Linked DNA regions of Homo sapiens: region 1 is linked to region 2. The links are chromatin loops, found by intact Hi-C in ENCODE. Cell type or tissue: GM12878. All regions are shown on one strand. Links, peaks and the distances in the headings refer to the core of each region. The heading gives the core; the rest is flanking DNA.

Region 1 (4,403 bases), core at 331-4,330, 340 kb before region 2:
TTCTCATTGTTCAATTCCCACCTATGAGTGAGAACATGGGGTGTTTGGTTTTTTGTCCTTGCGATAGTTTACTGAGAATGATGATTTCCAATTTCATCCATGTCCCTACAAAGGACATGAACTCACCATTTTTTATGGCTACATAGTATTCCATGGTGTATATGTGCCACATTTTTTTAATCCAGTCTATCATTGTTGGACATTTGGGTTGGTTCCAAGTCTTTGCTATTGTGAATAGAGCCGCAATAAACATACGTGTGCATGTGTCTTTATAGCAGCATGATTTATAGTCCTTTGGGTATATACCCAGTAATGGGATGGCTGGGTCAAATGGTATTTCTAGTTCTAGGTCCCTGAGGAATCGCCACACTGACTTCCACAGTGGTTGAACTAGTTTACAGTCCCACCAACAGTGTAAAAGTGTTCCTATTTGTCCACATCCTCTCCAGCACCTGTTGTTTACTGACTTTTTAATGATTGCCATTCTAACTGGTGTGAGATGGTATCTCATTGTGGTTTTGATTTGCATTTCTCTGATGCATTCTTATACACCAATAACAGACAAACAGAGAGCCAAATCATGAGTGAACTCCCATTCACAATTGCTTCAAAGAGAAAAAAATACCTAGGAATCCAACTTACAAGGGACGTGAAGGACCTCTTCAAGGAGAACTACAAACCACTGCTCAATGAAATAAAAGAGGATACAAAGAGATGGAAGAACATTCCATGCTCATGGGTAGGAAGAATTAGTATCATGAAAATGGCCATACTGCCCAAGGTAATTTATAGATTCAATGCCATCCCCATCAAGCTACCAATGACTTTCTTCACAGAATTGGAAAAAACTACTTTAAAGTTCATATGGAACCAAAAAAGAGCCCGCATCACCAAGTCAATCCTAAGCCAAAAGAACAAAGCTGGAGGCATCATGCTACCTGACTTCAAACTATAGTACAAGGCTACAGTAACCAAAACAGCATGGTACTGGTACCAAAACAGAGATATAGATCAATGGAACAGAACAGAACCCTCAGAAATAACGCCACATATCTACAACTATCTGATCTTTGACAAACCTGAGAAAAACAAGCAATGGGGAAAGGATTCCCTATTTAATAAATGGTGCTGGGAAAACTGGCTAGCCATATGTAGAAAGCTGAAACTGGATCTCTTCCTTACACCTTATACAAAAATTAATTCAAGATGGATTAAAGACTTAAACGTTAGACCTAAAACCATAAAAACCCTAGAAGAAAACCTAGGCATTACCATTCAGGACATAGGCATGGGCAAGGACTTCATGTCTAAAACACCAAAAGCAATGGCAACAAAAGCCAAAATTGACAAATGGGATCTAATTAAACTAAAGAGCTTCTGCACAGCAAAAGAAACTACCATCAGAGTAAACAGGCGACCTACAAAATGGGAGAAAATTTTCGCAACCTACTTATCTGACAAAGGGCTAATATCCAGAATCTACAATGAACTCCAACAAATTTACAAGAAAAAAACAAACAACCCCATCAAAAAGTGGGTGAAGGACATGAACAGACACTTTTCAACATGAAGTTTAAACTATATGTAGTTGAGGTGCTTTTCCAAATGGAAAGAAAACAATCTACTACCCAAATCAACACATAGTTTCCTGTGAACAATATCAGAAACTAATAGGATGATCCTCTGTCTTAGTCCATTTGTGCTGCTATAAAAAATGGTACAGACTGGGTAATTTCTAAACAACAGAATGTTTTTGTCTCAGTTCTGGAGGCTGTGAAGTCCAAGATCAAAGTGCTGGCAGGTTTGGTATTGGGAGTTTGGTTTCTGCTTTCTAGATAGCGCCTTGTTGCTGCATCCTCCAGAGAAATGAATGCTCTGTCCTCACTTTGTGGAAGGGTCAGAAGGGCAAGAAAGTGTTCCCTTCACCCTCAAACCCTTTCATAAGGGTGCTAATCTCATTCATGAGTTTGGAGCCCTCATGACTTAATTACCTTCCAAAGACCACATCTCTTACTACTGATGCTCTGGGGATTAAGTTTTGACATCAGTTTTACAGGGGATGTGGTCATTCAAACCACAGCACCCTCTTTTAGAAACAAGATTGAGAGACAACTTTCTGGTATTCACTTATTTTTGGTTCATAGAGTTCAATCATTAAGGAAAAATGGCAAGTTGAAAAGTTGTGTAGTAAAAAATAAAGAAAACTTCAGGCCAATATCCTTGATGAACACTGATGCTAAATTCTTCAACAAAATACTGGCAAACCAAATTCAGAAGTGCATCAAGAAGTTAATTCACCATGACCAAGTAGGCTTTATCCCTGGGGTGCAAGGTTGTTTCAACATATGTAAATCAATAAATGTGATTCATCACATAAACAGAACTAAAGATAAAAACCACATGATTATCTCAATAGATGCAGAAAAGGTCTTTGATAAAATTCTACTTCCCTTTATGTTTAAAACTCTCAATAAACTAGGTATTGAAGGAACACAGCTCAAAATAATAAGATCCATATATGACAAACCCACAGCCAATATCATACTGAAAGGGCAAAAGCTGACAGCATTCCCCTTGAAAACCAGCACAAGTCAAGGATGCCCCCTCTCACCACTCCTATTCAACATGGTACTGGAATACCCGGCCAGAGCAATTAGGCAAGAGAAAGAAATACTGGGCACCCAGATGGGAAGAGAGGAAGTGAAACTATCACTGTTTGCAGATGACATGATTCTATATCTAGAAAACCTCATAGTCTTGCCCCAAAAGTTCCTTCAGCTGATAAACCTCTTCTGCAAAGTTTTGGAATACAAAATTAATGCACAAAAATCACAAGCATTCCTACACACCAACAACAGCCAAGCCAAGAGCCATATCAGGAAGGCAATCCCATTCACAATTGTCACAAAAAGAATAAAATACCTAGGAATAGCTAACCATGGACGTGAAAGATCGCTACAATGAGGATTATAAAACACTGCTCAAATAAATCAGAGATGACACAAACAAACGGGAAAACATTCCATGCTCGTGGACAGGAGGAATCAATGTTATTAAAATGACCAAGTGCCCAAAACAACGTACAGATTCTTTTTTTTTTTTTGTATTTTTAGTAGAGATGCGGTTTCACCATGTTAGCCAGGATGGTCTCGATCTGCTGACCTCGTGATCCACCTGCCTAGGCCTCCCAAAGTGCTGGGATTACAGGTGTGAGCCACTGCGCCCAGCCACAATGTACAGATTCAATGCTATTCCTATTAAATTATCAATGATATTCTTCACAGAACTAGAGAAAACTATTTCAAAGTTCATATGGAACTGAAAAAGAGCCCAATTAGCCAAGGCAATCCTAAGCAAAAAGAACAAAGCTGGAAGCATCAAGTTACCTGACTCTAAACTATACTACAGGGGCTACAGTAACCAAAACAGCATGGTACTGGTACAAAAACAGACACACAGACCAATAAAATGGAATATAAGCCCAGAAATAAGGCTGCACACCTACAACCAACTAATCATCAACAAAGCTGACAAAAACAAGCAATGGGGAAAAGACTCCCTGTTCGATAAATGATGCTGAGATAAATGGCTAGCCATATGCAGAAGATTAAAATTGGACCCCTTCCTTACCATATACAAAAATCAACTTAAGATGGATTGAAGACTTAAATGTAAAACTCTATAAAAACGCTGGATGACAACCTAGACAACACCATTCTAGATACAGGAATGGGCAAAGATTTCATGACGAAGCTTCCAAAAGCAATTGCAACAAAAGCAAGAACTGACAAATGGGAACTAATTAAACTTAAGAGCTTCTGCACAGAAAAAGAGAATGTCAACAGAGTAAACAGAAAACCTACAGAATGGGAGAAAATATTTGCAAACTATGTATCGAACAAAGATCTAATATCCTGAATCAATAAGGAACTTAAACAAATTACAAGAAAGAAGTAACAACCCCTTAATAAGTGGGCAAAATACATGAACAAACACTTCACAAAAGAAGACACACATGTGGCCAACAAGTATATGAAAACAAAGCTCAATATTTCTGATCATTAGATAAATGCAAATCAAAACCACATTGAGAAACCATCTCACATCAGTCAGAATGACTACTATTAAAAAGTTAAAAAAAAAATAGCAGACACTGGCCAAGTTGCAGAGAAAAGAGAACACTTATACACTGTTGGTGTGAGTGTCAATTAGTTTAACCATTGTGGAAAGCAATGTGGAAATTCTTCAAAGGGCTTAAAAAAGAACTACCATTCAACCCAGCAATCCCATTACTGGGTTTATACCCAAAAGAATATAAATTATTCTACCTACCATAAAGATACGTGTCCACATAAGGTATGTTCATTACAACACTATTTACAATAGCAAAGTCATTAAATCAA
Region 2 (4,403 bases), core at 318-4,317:
TATTGCTGTCTTATGGCTCTCCCAGTCCTCCTCAACACCCTCCATATTGTCTCCCACAATTATTTCACCTAATCAAATCCATGCATGTTTAATCACATCTTGGCAACGGTTTCTTGGAAGATCTGAACTAAAACCTGCTGCCATATTAAAAAAATTAAATGTTACTGACAAAATCCAGAAAAAAAAATCTCTATATGCAAATAGTTGTATGAAATGTAAGGGTTTTTAAATAATGCATTTTCATATACTAAATGTCCATAAGTAAAATTCAATATGGATATTATTAATGCAACAGAATATTAAAATATACATTTTGGCTGAGACCTTAAGGGGCATTGAGATAAATCACAAAAATAAATTTTTCCCTTACAGAAATGTTCAAGTAGATAACAAAAATCTGCTTAGGGAACTCTTACACCCTTCACTCCAATATGGAAACAAAATGTTAACAAAAAGTTAGGGATGGATGTTGGAGATTATGACATGGTTTCTTTGGAGCATGCTTCTGGGATTATATGAGTCCCACTGTCATCCCAAATCCTGAGAGACAGCTTTTAAAAGGGACCCTTCAGAGCACTTTATATGTGTTCCCCGCAGTTTTATTTTCTTTTTTGGAGGTTGGTGCACCGTATACAGTGTCCCACTCTGCTTGATATATCGAAAAGGTGTGAGTTGTCTGTTGCTAAAAGATGAGCTAAAAGAGATGCAACTGTACAGCAACTAGCCTATATTCCTAGAATTTGTCAGGGGAAAGGAAATGTAAGATTTTCCTGTGGACCAATTAAGGGACCCATATTTAAATAAGTAATGTGAAGTCACCTTAAGCTCTGTTCAATATGGTCCCTTGGAAAGGCAAATGTGTTGCAGCAGAGAAAAGCTAAGTTACTCAATAGCTTCCTAGGAGTTTCCTAGAGAGCAAGCTATGACCAAAGATTCAAAAGCACCATAGGGAAGAGTTCCCAAGTGATGGGAAGTATTTTTGAAGAATGCTTGGAGGTACCCATTAGATAAACGTTAGTCTAAACAAAAGTATGTCTCCTAAAGAGGAATATTATAGCTGTACAAAATTATATTTAGCCATGAAAGTGAAAATACTCTTCAAGAGGTAATAATATTTATCAATTTAAAATTCATTATATTGCTGAACAATGTATTACATTGCAAAATAAAACTGGTTGATAAGAGGAGGGAGGTAGTCAGTCAGCAGGTTCCCTTTGCAGGGCCTGGTGGTCACGAGATCTGATCTCCAAAGGCTTCCATTCAGGAAAGGGGCCGGGGGGTGGGGTGGAGTTTAAAAGGAATCCATTCCCTCTTGTGTCCATTGAGTAAAATTCTATAAGAGCTCAGACAATGGAGAGAAGATAACCATTGATTAATGTAGCTCCAGGGGACTTGGGTGGTCATTGGCCTTTTAATATTTGAAGAACAATAAATGTCTCCTTACCGATAAAGAATGGTAAAATTAAGGTATAGACGATGCAAACATAAACCTGGTGATAAAACCAGTTTTGTCAGAAAAGAGAGTTTGTATGAGGAGAGAAGTGAAAGTTATTGTTGAAATGATAAACAGTAGTTGTATTATGATTAACAGTCTCTTCCAAATTGAATTATGTAATTTCTTTGCTTAAACCTCTTAACAACAGGTTCCCTGTTTATACAACAACATTTAAATTCCTAACCCCACAGGCCTTTCTCACTATCTCTACAGCTACTTATAACATTTCATGAGACATTATGCTGCATCTTACATATGCTCGGTTCTCTCATGACCGTGACTATCCGTGTGCTATCCCTTCTCCCTAGAATAAAGACAGTTCAAATGTGAAGAAAATAAAAAAATAAAATATTGAAAATAAAAAATTATTAAAAAATTAAAATTATAAAATAATTTAAAAAATAAAATATTGCATATTAAGTAACATTTTAGTATTAAGTAACATTTTAGTCTAAGAATTCCTGTGGCCTTAAGTCATCTTACATCTTTTGGTGTATATATTTTCTGAACTACAGTTTAAGTTGTCTAAAGTGAATACCATACATTACACACATATACACACACACAAACACACACTCGAAAAATAGTATATATAAAAGGACATTATAAGAGCTCTCAAAATACATCAAATCTTGCCCAGATACCTAAAAATGGTACTTTCTTTAATGACATTTTAAGCTAATTTTTCACATAAATAGAGGGTAAATTTGGCAGGATAGAAGTGAGAAACTGTTTCAGACACATGAGATATTGTAGAAAAACATGCAAATGAGGAAAGCAGGGCAGGATGAAAAGGGCAATGGGCTTAGCTGAAGTGAAAGAAGCAGATGAGGCAGTGGGGTAAGAAAAGGTAATTGGTGTGTGATAGGGCAGTTTGAGTGAATATTTAACTAACACACCAGTAACTTCCTTGAGTTAGTGACACTTTATTTCTCATGACACCTCATTTCAGAAATAGTGGTACTTGAACATTAAGCACATTGCTAGTCCTTTAGGAAAAAGGAGCATACAGCGAACTGTAATTTTACTAAAACAGAGTCAGTCTTGTAACAAAATAGCCAATGTAGGTATGCCTTTAATAAAAATCTGACAGTAAGGTAATCATGGTATAAAGTATTTAAAATGAGTATAAAGAATATCATTACATAGTAGTTACTAGAATCTTATTAAAAAGCAATAAAGAAAATACAAAGGCAAGGAGAATATTATGGAATTCAATCCAACTAATTTCAACCAAAGATTGTATCATCTAAACATACCCAAAATATGGAGATTTTTAACTGGTTAAATTTAAAATTCACAGAAGAATTATGTGAGACAGAATAAGGGTAAAATCAGTTTCTCAAACAGCAGGACTGTACTTTAAGGAAATTTCCATTAACCATAATTATGAGAATTTTCCATTAACCTTGACACCACTTGCTTTTTTTAAAAAAGGAAACTGAATAAGAGGTACTTTCCATTACAAGTTAGATTCATCTACCAGCTAACCCAGATCAAAATTGTACACGTCAATTTATATTATTAAAAAGTCTATTTGAGTTTCACTTTGTCCACTCTACCAAAATGATTAACTAATTAACAGGTGTGAAATCACAGCCTGAAATGGGAAAGTGGTGAAGATGTAATTATATTGGAAAATTGATTAGTCTGCTTCATGGTTAAAAATATTACTTTGGCTATAATTAAAAGATTTTTACTTAATATTCGAAATACATGCATTAAATTGTGTTTGAAAGCATCTTAATCTATATTTTTTACTTAACAGACTAAGTCTGGCAAACATGGTATGATTGCGAACAGAGACTGATTTAAAACTTTAAGGATAGACAGTGGTGTATTCATTAGATTCTAACTTGCAAGATTTAGCTTCAATATTGAATGTGTACACACGAGTGTGCAAGCACACATACAGGTTCTTTTGTTGATGAAGAAATGAGGGTTACGTCATAGAAGAGCTTGCTAAATAGTCTTGAAGTGAACACTTGGATGAAATGTCCCATAGGAGTACTATATGTGAACTGTAGCCATTTAATAAACTAATTCTTTATAATTGGAGGATGAGTTGATTTTATGAATTTCAATAAAATACGTCTAAGTTATAAGAACCTAGCTAGGTGATAAACTATTAGTATACAGAAGTCATCTCAGTTTTCAGCATGTTAAAAGTCTCCCAGATAAAAAGCTTACATTGAATTTATTTAAACAATTATAACTCCTAGTTAATGTATATTATCAGGAAAACAATACTATGCAATAAATAGAAAATAATCATATACAAAATTGGAAGCTAGAACTATAGCAGCAAAAATAATGCACTGGACTATTGTTAATTTATTGTTTCATAGACTTTCATGATGAGGTAATAGATAAACTCTTAATAATAAATAAGTAAATCAGTTTTATTTAATCTTTTTAAAAAATCCAGATCTTTATTTCTAACAAGGTTTCCAAAATGAGTTTCAAAAATAAATTGTGATGTTTTGTATTGTAATCCATAGAGAATTACCCAGGCTCTAAAATATTATTACATGACATGTTTGTGAAATTTTCAACTTTAAATATTATCTTTAGCATTTACAGTCCTGACAATGTTATTCCTCAGTTCTCATCTCGTTGATAGGTGCTGGCAATTTGTGCAATTTGTGCAAACGCAGGAGCAACTTCCTCTCAATTAAGATAATGTGGATTGAAACAAGTTTCTTGGAATCCACATGGGAGAACAGACAACCTACATGGTAAAAAGTCTGCAAACCTTATTATGAAAAGAAAAACAGAACTATTTAGAAAGGAAAAAGAAAAGGCTTATGGATAGGACATGAGAGCTGTCTCCAAGTAACTGAAGAGCTGTCATGTGGAATTGTGGTTCAAATTAGAATACTATAATTATTCATTCATCTAACAAGTA

What was found. A loop is a pair of places that touch in the nucleus more often than their neighbours do. Peaks named below come from ENCODE experiments on the same cell type or tissue, not always from the same donor. Only the 100,000 strongest peaks of a DNase experiment are listed, where the experiment ranks them.
Region 1: a loop joins it to region 2, with 4 times the contacts of the local background. A loop is called at or near these places in 1 of 110 quality-filtered maps.

Annotation. Positions count from the first base shown.
Region 1 is chr1:97,161,779-97,166,181 of GRCh38, forward strand. All of the region lies in intron 20 of DPYD (dihydropyrimidine dehydrogenase), which reads right to left. The region is part of intron 1 of DPYD-AS1 (DPYD antisense RNA 1); the gene reads left to right. Among named protein-coding and RNA genes, the nearest start is that of DPYD-AS1, 68 kb to the left of the region's middle. In GM12878, for the core only: no CTCF peak of the experiment used is centred there; DNase peaks (open chromatin) are centred at 1,993 and 2,672.
Region 2 is chr1:97,503,617-97,508,019 of GRCh38, forward strand. All of the region lies in intron 13 of DPYD (dihydropyrimidine dehydrogenase), which reads right to left. LOC124904225 (a long non-coding RNA gene) reads left to right here. Exons shown (of 3, transcript XR_007066238.1): 2 at 4,119-4,233. Among named protein-coding and RNA genes, the nearest start is that of DPYD-AS2, 290 kb to the right of the region's middle. In GM12878, for the core only: no CTCF peak of the experiment used is centred there; a DNase peak (open chromatin) is centred at 2,325.